Linked DNA regions of Mus musculus: region 2 is linked to region 1. A link is a loop called in an ENCODE intact Hi-C map of the cell type or tissue named here. Cell type or tissue: heart. All regions are shown on one strand. Links, peaks and the distances in the headings refer to the core of each region. The heading gives the core; the rest is flanking DNA. Region 1 holds the start of Sde2 (SDE2 telomere maintenance homolog (S. pombe)). Region 2 holds the start of Acbd3 (acyl-Coenzyme A binding domain containing 3).

Evidence for each region. Peaks named below come from ENCODE experiments on the same cell type or tissue, not always from the same donor. Only the 100,000 strongest peaks of a DNase experiment are listed, where the experiment ranks them.
Region 2: a loop joins it to region 1, with 3.0 times the contacts of the local background. A loop is called at or near these places in 4 of 42 quality-filtered maps.

Annotation. Positions count from the first base shown.
Region 1 is chr1:180,847,485-180,855,817 of GRCm38, reverse strand. Sde2 (SDE2 telomere maintenance homolog (S. pombe)) reads right to left here and starts at 4,667. Exons shown (of 7, transcript NM_145943.1): 1 at 4,526-4,667; 2 at 1-15. The coding sequence starts at 4,645. It also overlaps the pseudogene Gm20305. In heart, for the core only: CTCF peaks have their summits at 5,105 and 7,483; DNase peaks (open chromatin) are centred at 4,897, 5,761, 7,007 and 7,517; H3K4me3 peaks cover 3,998 bases; H3K27ac peaks cover 4,473 bases.
Region 2 is chr1:180,721,231-180,729,563 of GRCm38, reverse strand. It overlaps Acbd3 (acyl-Coenzyme A binding domain containing 3), which reads right to left and starts at 3,521. Exons shown (of 8, transcript NM_133225.3): 1 at 3,186-3,521. The coding sequence starts at 3,462. In heart, for the core only: a CTCF peak has its summit at 3,473; a DNase peak (open chromatin) is centred at 3,633; H3K4me3 peaks cover 3,087 bases; H3K27ac peaks cover 2,004 bases.

The DNA.
Region 1 (8,333 bases), core at 263-8,262:
TTCCACGGGAACTTCCTGGAGACAAGATCAAGGTTTTAATGCCCTTATGACAGTAGACGAGGCCTAGCTTACTCTTAGTAATCACCTTAAGCAGCTAATAGGTTAGAAGACTATTTGTTGAGCTGAAAACAAACATGACCAAACCTGTGTTGGGTGCAGTTTCCTGCAATGGCCGATGCACCCTCCTCTCTTGCAGGTCACGTGACTCACTGTAGTGCATGCACAGGGCTCAGATCTAGCAAGGCAGAAGTCTCACTCATTTCTCCTGACCTCTATACACTGGGGGTCAATTTAATATCAAAACTGATCCAAAGCTTAAAATGCATATCACCCTGACGTGTGTAAGTGGGGAGAGAGGAGAAGGAAGAGTCAGGAGTACATTTTAGGTGGTTTTGTTTTGTTTTTAGTAGAGTGCTTATCTCAGTATGTTGCCTAGATTGTCTACTCAAACTTGCAAGACACCAGGATGTGCACTGCCACACTCAGTGAGAATTTCAGGTTTCACTCTAAATAAAACTACTGGCCTGGAAAGGTGACCATGCCTTTAATCCCAGAACATGGATGGCAGAGGCAGACAGATCTCTGTGAGTTCCAGGATAGCCAGGTCAATATACAGCCACAGTAGCCTTGGCCTTCCTATATCAATTAGCAATTAAGAAAACGATTCCCAGATAATCCCACAGGTCAATTTGGTAGAGACAATCCTCCAACAGAGACTCTCTTGGCTATGTCATCAAGAGAGCCTAACTATACAAAGAAGGTAATTACAAATTAATTGTAGAATAATGACAGTTCACCCACAGCAAGAGAAGGGCAGGCTGCACACAGGGCTGAAAGACAGAAGTGCTAATGTGAAGAGAAGCAATCTCTTTCCTTCTCAGTGATGGAAAGGTACAGGAGACACCACTGCAAACAAGAGATAGGGCTTCCCCAGCTGGGGACTGGGGGCATCTACACAAAATTAGGATAAAGGGTTGTTTAGTCCATGTAACTGTCTACCTTAAGTTGTAAAGATTCACCTCATATTGTTTTTAAACTAAAAACCACTTTAACATCTTTATATGTAATACATATTGTATATGAATTTTTTGTTTTGTTTTGAGACAGGGTTTCTCTTCATAGCCCTGGCTGTCCTGGAGTTCTCACTATAGACCAGGCTATCTTCAAACTCACATGCCTCTGCCTCCCTGACGCTGGTATTAAAGCGACTCACTCCAAATTTTTAAATAATTTTGAAAGACAATGTGAAAGCAGAAACTTTATTTCCAAACAAAATTGTTCAGAGAGGGGCAAAGACTGCATCAAAGCTGTACTTTAGTCAGAGAAGGGGCGCTTCTTCCAGCTGAGGAGGCACTACCAATGGACGCTCAGAAAGATGTTCAACCACCAAAGCAGCAGCCAATGATAGATATTTGTGGAGAGTGTCACACCGAAAATGAGATAAAGTCCAGGGATCCCATCAGATGCAGAGAATGTGGATACAGAATAATGTACAAGAAAAGGACTAAAAGATTGGTGGTTTTTGATGCTCGATGAAATGGGGGAGTTCAGAAGTGTCTTCATTCATACATTTGCCTTATTGATGTTTCTCTTTAATGTATAGCATTTGGCTTAGTTTACTTAATGACAACAACTGTATGCCTATGATTTCATTTAGAAATACAATTGTATTTTAATACTTTGTATAAAGGAAATTTTGGTTTAATATATGGCTTAATTTATTGTTTTTGTAATTCCTCACACAGTGAAGATTAAAAGTATCCCCCCCCCAAAAAAAAAAAAAGCTGTACTTTATTTCCTTTTTACAAAAAGATTTCCTTTTAAAATCCCTTTTCTGGCTGGAGAGATGGCTCAGTGGTTAAGAGCACCGACTGCTCTTCCAAAGGTCCTGAGTTCAAATCCCAGCAACCACATGGTGGCTCACAACCGTCCGTAACAAAAAATCTGATGTCCTTTTCTGGAGTGTCTGAAGACAGCTACAGTATACACACATATAATAAATTAATTAATTAATTAAAAAAATTTTTTAAATCCCTTTTCATTGTGTGTAAGTGTATGACATGTCTGTATATAAGTATGGGCATGTTGGTGCAGGTGCCTTCAGAGGTCAGAGTCGTCCACATCCCTGGGGACAGCTGGGGTTACAGTGGTTTGTGATCTGCCTGACACTGGTGCTAAAAGCCAAATCTGAGACCTCTGGAAGAGCAACCATTAGGCCATCACCCAACCCCTTGCTTTTCTAGTTAAGATTCCTGTCTATTGGGCTGGAGAGATGGCTCCATGGTTAAGAGCACTGACTGCTCTTCCAGAGGTCCTGAGTTCAATTCCCAGCAACCACATGGTGGCTTACAACCACTTGTAATGAGATCTGATGCCCTCTCTGCTGTGTCTGAAGAGAGCAACAGTGTACTCACATAGAATAAATAAATCTTTAAAAAAAAATCCTGTCTATTAAGTTTCTAGTAGAAAAAAGAATTTGGAAGAATTTCCTATTTTATCAAATGTGTAGATTATACATTTCCCAAATGTGTAGATTATAAATGTTCCAATACACTGTATTCACCCACACCTTTGCAGGATCAGCCTACCAGCCTAAGCACCAGAGACAACGTGCAGTCCACTAAGGTCAAATGTACTGACCCTCTGCCGTGAGGAGCTGCAAACAGAGAAACCATGGCAAATGTCTCCAGTTCCTAACAAGAAAACCAAGCATCGCTACAAGAAAAGAGGTTAAGAGAAACTTAAATGACCAACGTCAGGCTTGAACCGTTGAACACACCAGGCTCCTCTTCCCTTGGAAATACACATTTTGGATGCAGAATATTCTACTCAGGAACCCCTAATTGGAAGTTGTACACACACCTGGGCCTTCATGACAAAGGGCAGCAGAAAGTTGCTGTCTTACTGACACCTTCAGCAGCCGAATTCTTCTCATCTCCAGTTTTTAAAACCAACTTTTCCCCCAGCAAATAAGAAAGGAGTAGATTGTCAAGGTCCTTACAGCATTTTACTACTGCAGTATGTCCTTGGGAGTCTCCTATTAACTTGTAGTCACCTTTACTGATGTCTGTTAAGGCTAATGATCAACAGGGCAGAGGTCTTCCTCTCTCAGCGAGAGATAAAACTTCTTCATGGATCAGAACCGTTTTGCTTTAAAAAGTATAGCTTGAACTTGAACTATCTTGATTTTTCCTATTTCATCAAACTGTCCTTAGTAAGCTGCTTGCACTCACATTTACTGTTGTTAAGTAACAGACAGACTCAAATGCTCTCTGATAACTGCTTCTGCTTACCTGTTCTCCAAACTCAATTCTATTGGGGGTTTTTTCTGGATGTCTGGACTCCCATAGTCCATGTACAGTGCCTCTGTTAAATCTAAGGACGAGGTGATAGGAGGCTGTTTTGCTTTCAAGCAGGGTTTCACATAGTCCAGGCTGCCCCAAAACCACTATAGAGACGTGGCTAAGAACCCCCAAACCTCTCAAGTGCTGAGATTAGAGGCATACACCACCAGGCCCAGCCTTATTTCTGTGTCCTTTCAAAAAAGTGTATTTCCAACACTCCTCATTGTTAAGATTCTATTGTTTATGGATCAATTTTAAGTTTAAAAATAAAACTTGAAAATTATTCTTCAAATACATTGAAAAGTCACCTGTTTTGGAAAGTATCTGAATTCGAATGGCTAAAAAAAGGTTCTGTTTTTCTTACTAGACCGCAGAATAGAGAAGAAAACAAAGGCTAGATGTGGTGGGACACACCAATAATCCCAGCCCTCCAGTATGTTCAGAACATCCTGGGCTACAAGGAAAGACTTTCTTGTCCTTGTTTTTTAAAGGACAAAGAAATTAGAAAATCACATATTCTTCTTGGAACTCATCCAAGTCTCTTTAGGAACAGATTTGGTATTTTAACATTTGTTATGTTTCTACATAACAAGCAGAGAAAACAGACTACAACGAAGGCGCAGTCATACAGAAAAACTGTTCTATACCAAACGCCCAGATTAAAATTAGACTCAGGGAACCCAGTAAACTCTTTAGATGATTGAAGAGGTTTGAGATTTCCTAGTCAGTATAAGCCTGCTTCTTTGGGAATTAAAGCTTAAAACTTTAGAAGCACTTAACCAGGGTTTTATATCCACATGGCAGAGTCTAAAGAGGCCCAAGAATATCTGTGAGTGATTGGCTCTGTCAGGATGACTCCATATCCTTCTCTAACCGTTCTTTGGCCTGGATGGGTGTCCTGAGGGTCGGTAAGAAAGCATATTCCTATCTATAATGTGAATGTAAGAAGAGAACCTTAAAGGTATCATTTGGGGGGATAAAAGAAACAGAACGAGAGTTTGTAGTCGAGGTTGGACAAAGCGCAGTAAATGGACGGAGATTCTCTTACGACGTGGGGACAAAACAACGACTGCCATAGACTAGCAGAGGAATGTCCCCATATTAGTCAGAAACACCCAACGACGAACCCAGCCTGGCTTGGTGATCTCTTTCCCCCATTTCCCGGGAACCGCCATCCTCACCTGTTCCTGGCAGTGTCGGTAGATCACATCGCGCACGGAGCACCCAACCGAGGCACACGGCAGCGCCTTCCACACGGTACCGGGGCCGCGAACCCACGCCACCACCGCAGCCTCCGCCATTTCGTCTGGTGACGGAACCTCTGGACTGCGACAGGCACTAGGCGACACAGCCATCCGGTCGCATCTCGATGACGGAAGGCCTCGTCTTCCAGCGCCCCGCCTCCCGGGTTTCCACCACTCACCCCCGCCTTTCCGGAAGGCGGTCACGTGGCCCGGCGTCACGCGAGCTGGCGTGGGGGAGGGGGACAGGAAAGGCCTGCCTGAGGCCGATAAGACCGCGGAGCGCTGGAGCTAGGCGTTGCTAGGGGCGGTTGCTAGGGCGGGGCTCAAGGGACTGGCTATAAAGGGCGAGCTCTGGGCGCGGTTGCTGCGCTTGGGCTACAGCGCTTTGGCTGGGGGTGATAAGCTGCCCGTGGCTCCGCCCAGCGCCGCAGGCCAGCGCGCCACTCCGGTTTGTGCAGCTATTTTTGGGATTGGGAGGGCTGTGTCCCAGGCAGCCACTGCTTCCCGGTGCTGCGGGGAGAAAAACGGCTTCCTCTACCCGCGAGGCCTCCCAGTCCTAGAGAACGGCCCCCAGTGGTCCCCAAACCGCAGCCCCGGCCTGCGTAGTTCCCTAGAGGTTTATGTTCATTTCCTGAACCCCCCTTCACGTTCCTTCCATCACGTTCGGCTCGTTCCTATTTTTGCATGTTTGCGCTCTGCGCTGTCCCCGCTTCAGCTGTGTTTTCAAAATATTTCACAGCAAATGGGCCCTTGTGAACGGCAGGGGCGGGAGTGACGTTTATAGCCATACTGCTTCCAAAAACCCCCGCTGTAACGTTCTTTCTGTGCCCTGGGAACACTCGCGCAGATTTTACAGAGAACAACTTTAAGGTTCGGGTGCTGAGGGAGGCCCTTAATATTTAATATGCTGAGATGATGTTGTCTCTGAAATACTAAACAATTTAAAAGCTGCTAGCATGAAGCTGGGAGGATTATCGGGAGGATAACTCAGTCTCCTGAACACAGATGCCCTGGCCCGCAGAGCCATATTCTCGGCTGTTAAGATGCAGGCCGATGGAACTAATCGCTGAGGAGAAAGCACAAAATCTTGAAATCCTTTAACTGTGAAAATGAACAAAAATAGGACTTGCAGTTCTGTGGAGTTATAGATCTGTTGGTGCACACAGGCGGGAAAGCGGGCCTCCATGAAGATTCCAGGAGATGAAGAATAATTACACAAAGCATGTTGTGCATAGAAGCAGTATTTTATGAGTGTTGTAGTAGTAACCCAGAGGCCTACAGGCGTCTCATCCGATACGTAAGCAGGACAAACTGGGAAGCATGTGACCTTCCAGACAAACTGGGAAGCATGTGACCTTCCATCTTTTCCCATTCTGTCCGTTAGCATGTGGTCCTAACTGCTAATTTATTTTTTTCACCTTTTGGGAATCAAATGACCATTTCAAGAGCCTGGCAGCTTCTTCTTCTGCAAGGAACCAGATCATGGTCAGTTTAGGGTTATGTAACATTTCTTTGTCAGAATAATGCTTTGTAAGCTGGAAAGTCCCAGAAGGATTCCCTTCTAACAAGAAAAGTCCACGTCATTTATTACAACTATCTACTACTGCTCTCCAAAAACCTAATGTCTGAATGAATTCACTCTTTACCCCTCGGTTATATTTAAATCTCTGTTATGAAGAAGACCCAAGCAACCAGCAAGCATTTGTCATTTAAAATACAAAATAACCATTATTAGCTTTTCAAGGACACAGACCTCTTGAGCAATCTATAATCTGTTAAACCTTCACAATGAGCTCCTTACACCGTGAAATACACAAAATAGATGTTACATAAATATTAGTTGGCTGTTTGATGGATTACAGTCTAACTTAATTATTCCTGGTGTGCATCTAAAGAAACATATTTTCCACTAACTTAGGACATTCTACTCGGAGGATACAGAAACCAATTTGAATTGGTACCTATAAATTCATTTAAATAGTGAGAGAGAGAATGAGACTTCAGAGTTGAAAGGCATGGCCAAGAACATGATATATACTAACTGAGGAAAGAGCTAGAAACAACTGGTTAGCTTGGCTGCTGGAGCTATGTTGTCATACCCAGTGCCCAGTGCTGTGGGGTGAGGCTTGTGAGTGATTGTGTAAAAAGAGAGCCACCTTCCCCCATCTCATGGTTTCAGATGAAGAAATGACAGGAAGGCACTTGTATGGTTGTGACAAGTTAATGGGGGGGGGGGGGAGGTGGGGAGCAGTTCCTCAATTGCCAAATCCATGCAGCTGTGCCCTGTGCTCCTAGGACCACACTTGGCGCTCGTTCAGATAAGCCACACTGGCTTTGTTCCTGCCTGTGTTCCCAAAAGAATGACTCCAGCTGTACATCTGCTTTTTAAGGACCGGTTCAGCTGCCAGGAGAGAGACACGATGGGATCCTGAGGCAATGTGGAGTGATTGTTCACTGCCAGGAAATGACAGCACGAGACAGTGTTTGTGTGGCAACCCATGACAGGGGCTTGACGGAGCCAAATGGCACGTTGTTCTGCTCGAGCCAGAAGCAGAGCAGGGTCCTGGCACTTCCCACAAACAAGAGTGAGGCTCCCAAAGCAGTGACTTCTCCAGGTTGTGTCCATGTGTGACTCGCCAGACACTCTTCTGTGTTTCCAGCCATGTTCAGGCTCAGCGGGAAGGAAATACTGTTAATACCATTTTCGTGACAAAAGGACAATGGGACAAGCTGACTCCTCCAGTGCCACAAATGCAAAACTGCCATCAATTCCCAAATTGGCAAGTGTTGTATTATAGGATGGCTTCAGCCCTAGAAACAATGAGGTCGGCTAGTGGGAATGAAAAAGAAAAAAACAAAAAACCGGCAGCTGGAGAAGAGCCTAGAAGTCCACACTAGCGGCGGATGTGTGGAAGGCGGAGCCTGGAGCAAGCCCCAAGATGTTTGGCTGTCAGGGAAAGCAAAACTCCACTCTCCTTCTCTTATTGGATGGAAAATCACAGGAACTAGCAAGGGTGAGGTGGAAACAGAGGTAGAAAAGGGCTGTGTTTAAACACTCATGGTGGGAAAGAGAGGGCAGAAAAGGAGCCCAGGAGAGGGCCGAGCCGCGATCCGAGGCTGAATAACGAACCCCGAGCCTCCCTCATTGTACTGCCAGCAAGCACCTCCTTCAGGGTGGATTCCATAGAGTTTACATTATAACAAATCTCTAGCTTACAAAAACATTCTTTATCATTGTTCTCACCAACACCATCAAGTGGCTTGTTTCCTGGAGAAATCTGAAGGCAGGCTAAGAGATAGGTAAAGATGCTTGTGACCAAGGTCCATCCCCCAGACTCACATGGTGGAGAGAGAAACCTGACCTCTGCTACAAGCTGTCCTCTGACCTCCACATGCATGCTGTGCCCGAGCACATACGCAGACACACACAAATTAATGTAAATGTTTTGTAATGAAAAGATATTTGAGGGCTGAGGAGATGGTTCAGTGGTTAAAGGGCTTACCACACAAGCATAAAGCCTGAAGTTTGGGTCCCCAGAACCTACATAAATGCCAAGTGGGTATGACAGCCCACCTGTAATTCCAGCACTCAAAAATCAAAGACAAAGCAAAGACCAGAGACTCCCCAGAGCAAGCTACATAGCTAAATGAGCATGATCAGTGAGCACCGGTTTCAAGAGAGAGACCACTGCAATAAAGAAGGAAAGATGGAGAGGGATACAGGAAGGTTCCTGAAGTCACTTTT
Region 2 (8,333 bases), core at 240-8,239, 130 kb after region 1:
GTTTATGATCATCACTATTATAAGTATGTAACACAAAACACTTTTTGGCGGTGGGCGGGTGGGGTATTTCATGTACCTATTCCAGAGCGTTCTTGCACTATGTAGCTGAGAGTGGCCTTAAACTTCACATTCACCTCCTGAGTATTGCAATTTCAGGCCTGCCACACCATAGCTTGCTTATATGGTGTTGTTGATAGAAACCAGGTCCTAAAGCCAGATAGGCAAGCACCCTACTAACTGACTTCTCCAGCTATTATCAATAGAAAATAATCTTGCTTTCAAGATTAAATTTAGTCCACAGAAGATAAAATGTAATCTAAAAAGAAGGGTGGAGTTGGGGAAGATGGCTCAGCATTTATTTGCTGTATAAGCACGAGGATGGGGCTGACGAGATGGCTCAGTGGTTAAGAGCACTGACTGCTCTTTCAAAGGTCCTGAGTTCAAATCTCAGCAACCACAGGTGGCTCACAACCACCCATAACGAGATCTGACGACAGCTACTGTGTACTTATGTATAATAATAAATCTTTGGGCCAGAGTGAACATGAACAGAGCAAGCAGAGGTACTAAAAACGCAATTCCTAACAACCACATGAAGGCTCACAACCATCTGTACAGCTACAATATACTCATATACATTAAATAAATAAATAAATAAATAAATCTTAAAAAAAAAAAAAAGCATGAGGACCTAATAAGTTCAGACCTCCTTTAAAAAAATAATCAAGACACATAAAATAGTGGATATCTCTAAACTCAGCCCTCTTACATAAAGAGAGGCTAGGACAAGAAAATCTCCACTCATGGCACATGGCTAGACTGGTGTACAAAGCAGCAAAGGAGATCCCTTCTCAAGGAGAACCACGCCCAAGGTTGTCCTGTGACTTCTACACAGAAAACGCACACATACACACCAGAAAAAACAAAGCAGCCTTGTTGGATCCACCCCGGGTTCTATTAATTCTGCTTTTATATGCTTTTCTCTCTTTGAATTAGTGCCTGATATACTTACAGCAGCCTCTCACTGTTATTGCCAAGTAATAATCCACACAGAAAAGTGCCTGAACAGCTTTGAGCATTTAGGAACTGAGCAAACTATCCCCATTGATGCACTTCCTTCTGTAAGGTGACTAATCAATATGGGTTCTCCAAAGACTCTTGCCACTCAGAAGGCAATTTAAAATAATCTGTTTAAATAATTAAATTTTAAATGTGAGTCCAGTGTTACATAATCCAGCTTCTCTATGTAGAGCTTGATTCTCGCAGTTAAATTTCTAGGAATTTATATAGCAACAATAATTTAGAATGAGGCTCCTGACCCACAATGCTAAATTTGCTGCCCGTTACACAATTTTTTAAGTTAGTTAATCAGTTTGTTTAGGTTTTTGTTAACTGTTGTTTTAAGACAGGCTCTTGCTATGTAGCTTTGGCTGTCCCAGAATTGTGCTGGCCTGGCTGGCCTCGAATTCACAGAGATCCACCTGCCTCTGCCTGCCTAGTTCTGGGATTAAGTGTGAGACACCATCTCAGTGTTTTCTTCTCTTTACGAAGATACTGCTATTTTCAAAATAGATGGGCTCAGATGAAATACCTCTCCACTCCCTTTGTTTCCCATGCAGCAAAATCAAAGATTAGAATAGAAGTTGGTTCTTTCTGGCTCTGGAGCCATATCTCATTGGTAAAGAATGCACAATGCTCTTCCCAAGGACCCTAGTTCAATTCTCAATACCCAAGTCAGGCAGTTCAGAACTTCCTGTGACTCCAGCCCCAGGAGATCCAACACTTCTGGTCTCCTGGGGGACCCACATTGACACTGATACATACACACTCACTCACTCACAAAAATTAAAAATTCTTAAAAAATAAAAAAGAGAGAGAGAGTTAAAGTTGGTTTGTCCCTGTTTCTTGCAGCTTATGTTATTAAAATGCAAGTTCCAAAAATTAACTTTTAAGGGCAAGCACTGCTATGTGAACTGTACAGAAACCAGTGGATTCGCATTTATTTACGACAAACTCTAAAATCAAATCGGCGACTCAAGAGTTAAAGTGATCCTAAACTCATTACCACACAGGAAAGGCTGAACTCCTCCAGCCATGGCAAAGAACAGCTCAAGGGTAAACTTTAAAATACTATGAATTTAGAGTAACCATTTATTGTTCTGGAAAGTTTCATAGAATCTCACCTAGTTTGCACAATGAAAGTTGATTTAAAAATAAAACTACCTTCACACGGGTCACTACAGTGAACAACTCAACTTTAGCTGGTGAACTAGGCAATCCGAAAGCCCTAACTCTGGGAAGCTTGTCATAAATATGGGGTTCTAGAATGCAGGTGGAACCTAGCAACCCCTTTAAAGTTTCATTTGCCCTTATCTTGCTTTGTTTTCCCACGCAAGAACCTAAATAGCCTTTAAGAATCAGACTATGAGTCAAGCTCTTTCCCACTGACCAAATCTTGTGACTGTTACCTCCAGTATTAACTAGAGAAGAAAAAAGGCAGGAAATCACCGCACATCACAATTTTGTTTTAAGAAACAGTAGAGAGAGAGAGAGAGAGAGAGAGAGAGAGAGAGAGAACGAGAACTTCGCGCTTTAGTCTTCATCATTCACTTCCATGGTAGAATTTCCTAGCCACTTAGAAGTTACTAGAACACAGTGGCCATCACTTACTCACTCAGGCAAAAGGGAATAAATGAACTTAGTATTTTACTTCATCCTTCGCCACATCCCTATCGCCTAATGATCATGTCCCACACACGCTCACGGTTTACAAGGCTAGAAAAGGGATGTGTGGGACCCAATACAATTTTCTTCCACTAAGATAGTTTTTTTTTCTCTCTTTAAAAATCGCTTCGATGTTGTCGTGAGCCGTGAAAAACCGATACATAACAAAAAGGCGAAATCCATCCCAGAATAGGAGCCCCGGGGAGCGCGCGCTCCTGTCCACTCTAGCTCGTGGAAACCAGAAAACTTAAACCAGGTGGAACGCCCCAGCAACTAGGCGACACGGGCTGCTAAACCAGGGTTCTAGGTCTCTCAGGGGTGTGACCAGGGGCCGGACCGGCAGTGACAAACTCTCGGTGCCACCAAGGACGGACCGGCGCTCCGGTCACCCCGGCCTAGCTCGGGTGGGTGGGGCAGGCATGGCCGGCCCGCAGTCCCGCAGGGGCGAGTGACCCGCTCACTTTTGTAGAAGCGCAGCGCCAGGCCGTAAAGCTCCTCCAGGCCAAAGCCCCAGTGCTGCTCCATCCGCCGCGCCTCCTCGGCCGCGCCCTCAGCCGCCGCCTCCCCGGGCTCCCGCTGCTGCCCCGAGGCGCCGGAGCCCAGTCCATTCCCCGGGGCCGAGGACGGCGGCGTCTGCGGCGGGGCCCCCTCCGCGCCGGGCCTCTCCTCCGAGTCCGGGCTCAGCGTGAGACCGTCGAGCGACACCTCGAGCTGCTCTACGTTCAGCTGCGCCGCCATCTCCGCTCGCAGCGCCTCCTCGGCGGGGACAGGCGGCGGCCACGTATCGACTTCCTGCTGACCTCTCACCTCCGCTCGCCGACACCGGAACTTCCGCCGCCAAGGCGGCTGGGGTTTGAAAGCGCCGGGTGCCCCGCCCCCGAGCGTGTGGGCCACGCCCTCCCGTGCCCTCGGCTTGCTGGGGACCTCACGCCCCTCTCGGAGAGAGGCTCACCCCACCGCCGTGGCCGTCCCAGGGAGCCGGGACGTCCCGTGGGGTTCGTGGCGGTCCGCGTTGGTCGGGGGTGTGTGAGGTGAACCCCAAGCAGCGGTGTTGGGGGTGGCTGCTGGTCGCGTCCGACCCTGCAGGGGACAACTGCAGAGACATCTGTGCAGAGTCGCTGTTGGGAAGTTGCAGGCCAGTTACGGAGTCTCTTGCAACTGCCAGACGGTCAGAGCAACTGCCGTCTTCATTTTAAAGTAGAAATCAGGCTTTCGTCCCCTGCAGTGTTTGTCCTCTCCCTTAATTTATGTTCGTTCTCCTAAGGGAGGGAACGGTTGACTATTTTATTTTTTGCTATGTAGCTCAGGCTGACTTTGAACTCACTCGTTAGCTCAGGTTGCCCTTGGTCCTCCTGCCTTAATCTCCCGAGGGCTTTGACTACATGTGCAAGCCATCAGGACTAGCAATAAGGACAGCATGAGGCCAATTCAGCTATCCATGCCACGAAAGTGTAGGACCAGAAGACAGAATCTCTGCAGTGTCGGGTATAAGAAAGTAGGAGGTAGTTAAGGAGAAACAGCCAGAGTACATAGCACTCTCCTTTCTGTTTGCTTTTGTTTTTTTTGAGACATGGTTGTAAGCTACATAGCCCTGGCTGTCCTGTCACTATGAAGGTCAGACCAGACTAGCCTCAAACTCATAGAAACCCACCTCCCTCTGTTCTCGAGTGCTGTATTCTGGGATTTTTGGTTCCGTAGCAGAGTCTTCCAATTCATTAAAAGTGAAAAATTGTAAGATTTTCATGCATACACTGGGCAAGCACTCCAGCTTAGGGCTCTTTCATTGAGCTGAATGAATGGATGAAAGCACACTTCAATTACATACAGTATCAGTTCAGCTCAACATGATTTAAGGACTACCTTGTATATCATATACTATGGAAAATACAAAGGACAGTAGTCGTGTCCTACCCCTCGGCATCATGGTCCAGGAGGTGAGTCCGTGCCAGAGCACAATAGTATGGCCAGGCTGCTGGAAGGTACCTTCTGCCTCAGCACCTGTGAGCGGGTTCCCTAGCTTCTGTTTCCTCTTGGTTTGTTGAAAACACTGGAGTCATGAAACTATGTGTTAATATGTGTTTCAAGAGGCTGTGACATCACCAGAGAGCCTACTAACCCATCTTGAAGTTTCTGTCACCTCTGTATAGTGTCAACATGGGACCCAAGACTTCAATACATGGCCTTTGGGGGGCATTCCATTCCCAAAGTACAGTAGTGTGTAAAGCAAAATGTAAAGGAGTTGGGGAGGATTGCACACCTGTAATCCCAGTGCTTGGGAGGCAGAGGCAGGCAGATCTTTGAGTTCAAAGCCAGCCTGATCTATAAAATGAGTTCCAGAACAGCAGGGCTGCACAGAGGAACCTGTCTTGAAACAAAACAAAACAAAACAAAACAAAACAAAACAAAACAAAACAAAAAATCAGAAAGGCTTTGCTGGCTGGTAGTTTTTAATAAAATGTGACCACCATTATGTGCAACATTAAAATATACAAGAGCCCTTACCCTAAGGGGAGCTCACAGGGTAGAGTGTGTCCCTGGAGTTGACTAGAACAATTGGTATCTACTTTAAATCTGAACTGTTTGGTAGCCTGTTAAAATCTGGAATTTTAATGTCATATCATCAGGTTTCTGGCTTACCTTAAAATGAAGCAATCTACTGGCTATGGGCCTAATGCTGGTGGTTAATGATATTAGCTGGTGTTATGCAGGTTTTAAGATGTGCCCTAAGTTCACAGCCATTTACTGTCTTATGTGACAGAGACTGTCCAAGCTGTTATCACGGGTCACATGACAAGATTGATTGCTGTAGTTATCTGTCTGGTCACTTCTCTTAGGCTGCTTCTGCACTCTAACTACATACCACAGCCTGGGTGGTTTATAACTAACAGCTCTTTGTTTCTGACAGTTATTACAGCTGAGATGCTCAAGATCAAAACACTGGTTGTTTTGAAGTCTGGTTGGTGTGTAGCAGCTTCCTCTTAAGATTAAAACAGTCTGTCCTACAGGAAGCTCCTTAAGCAGGGAGGCAAACAACTCAAAATAGCTTCAGGAAGTTTCTGAAACTGACCAGATTCAATAGATCCCTCTGGTCAGAGTAATTCACCTCAGATCAAAAGAGAGCTGAGCTAAGAAGGAGACTTTGAGACCAGATCAGCTGCCTGGAATAAGCAGACCAGCAGCCCTGCCTGGAAGACATTTAGACCAACTGCTGCACCTGGAAGGACCCTCTTTAACTGTTGAGCTGCCTGCAGCCTATGCAGTGAGCTTCAGGTTCCCAGTCTTGTGAGCTGTCACCCATGCTAGGGTCAGCCTTAGAGATGCAAGTGTCATTTCTGCTCTGTAAGAACCCCTCACCTATATTCCTATAAGCAACTCCAATAAAACTCATAGTTCACCAAGTTGGATTTGGGTGGTATCTGTGCTTTGGTTTGTTGTGGGATCCCAATCTGGGGTGAGTAGACCTGTGTGTTACCTCCCCAGGAAAGGTTTTGTCACCCGACACTGGTTAAGGGCCCACTTTCTGGTCTGTATGCATCCATGTTCTTGTTAATAGTTTCACACAGTGGAAAGAACGGAGAAGCTCTTTGTGGCCTCTAAGGATGGTTAGCTCATGAGGGTGATAACCATATGAGCTTCCCTAACACTACATTAGAGTGTCATTACATGGGGGTTAGACATGACATTCTGTCTGCAACACCATAGCAGGTGTGTGTGGCTTCTTTAGACAGAAGAGAGGCTGGGCATTTCGGGAAATAGCTGAAAGCCTAGCACAAAGGAGAGAAAGGGAAAGAAGTGTTTAAGGTCATCCTCTGCTTCATACCGAGTTTAAGGCCAACCTGGGCTCCCTCCCCCTCTCTCCCTCTCTCTCCCCCCCTGACCTCTCTCTCTCTCTCTCTCCCACACACACCTACCTCACCATCTCTAACTAGAAGGAGAACTCATCTCTTCCCTGGTTTTATCATGCAATGTGGATGGGTTTAGGTTAGTTTATCTCTTCAAAAGTGTTCCAGAAGCTCTACAGCTAAGTGATAAGACAGAATTTCCCTACAGCTGGCACTATGCTCCTCCCTGCCTGCGCAGAGCATCCCCTCACTTCTGGGGTGTTTTGTTTTGCTTTGTTTTTATGAGGCAGCTTTGTTTTTTATGAGGCAGCTTTCTCATGTATGTCAGGCTGGCTTTAAACTCCCTGTGTAGCCCAAGCTGTTCCCAACCTTAGGCAAATCTTCCTCAGTCTACTGATGGCTGATGTTACAGGTGTGTGCCACCACACCACACTTGGAATTCATTCCCTCCCTCCCTCCCTCCCTCCCTCCCTCCCTCCCTCCCTCCCTCCCTCCCTCCCTCCCTCCTTCCCTTCCTGCTTGCTTTCTGAGAGAGAGTTACATACAGCCCAGACTGGCCTAAAACCTGTTATTTATTGAAGAATGACATTGAGCTATTTTTTCTTTCTTTCTTTCTTCCTTTCTTTCTCTCTCTCTCTCTCTCTCTCTCTCTCTCTCTCTCTCTCTCTCTCTTTCTTTCTTTCTTTCTTTTTTGAGACAGGGTTTCTCTGTATAGCCCTGGCTGTACTGGGACTTACTCTGTAGTCCAGGCTGGCCTCAAACTCAGAAATCCACCTGCCTCTGCCTCCCGAGTGCTGGAATTAAAGGCGTGCGCCACCACACCTGGCCGGCTCTTTTTCTTTTTTTTTTTTAATTTTTTTTTTCACTTTTTTTTTTCCTGGTGCTGGTATTTTCTTTTTTTGTACATTAGGCCATGAATTCGTATGGAATGGGCTCCAGCAGCTCCGGCTCTTTTTTGTTAGTCCTCACAAAGTGTGCTTCTCTGGGTGGCGCAGGCTGGCGCTTCAGCTGCACCCAGGTGCCCTTCTCTTTGGCTTCCTTTTTCTTCTGATCATTCTCCTTCACCCGCTTCAGGAAGCTGTCCCTGCTCTTTGAGTGCTTGATGTGCTCAATCCGCACATTGATCCTCTTGGCCAGAATTTTGTCCTTAACCTCCTTGTTTGCAATGATGCCCACGGCATGCTGGGTGACATTGTAGACTCTTCTGGTTTTGCTGTGGTAGCACTTATGGGACATTCCTTTTTGAACAGTGCCCATTGATGTCTACAATATCACCCTTCTTGTAGATTTGCATGTATGTGGCCAAAGGAACAACACCACGTTTCCTAAAAGGCCTAGAGAACACGTACAGGGTGCCTCTCCTCTTTCCCTTTGTGTTCGTCATTTTGGTGAATTACTGGAAGATGGCTGCGGCGGCCAACTTTTTTCACTTTTTTAATTATTCGTTTGTGTATGACATGGAGCATGTCGGGGTCAGGGAACAACTTGTTCTCTCCTCCCACCATGTGTGGCTTACTGATCCAACCCAGGTCGTCAGGCTTGGCCACAATAGCCTTTACCCATCCATTTATCTGTCTCACTGGCCCAGCAGTGAACACTGGGTCCCCTTGCCTCTACCTCCCCAGACTCAGTCTCATTTGTGTTCTCCAGACTGGCTTCAAATTTGTGGGCTCAAGTCATCCTCTTGTCTCAGCCTCCCCAGTAACTGGGACTACAAATGCGTATCACTGCACTTGGCTCAAAACAATCTTTTCATTTTAAGGATTT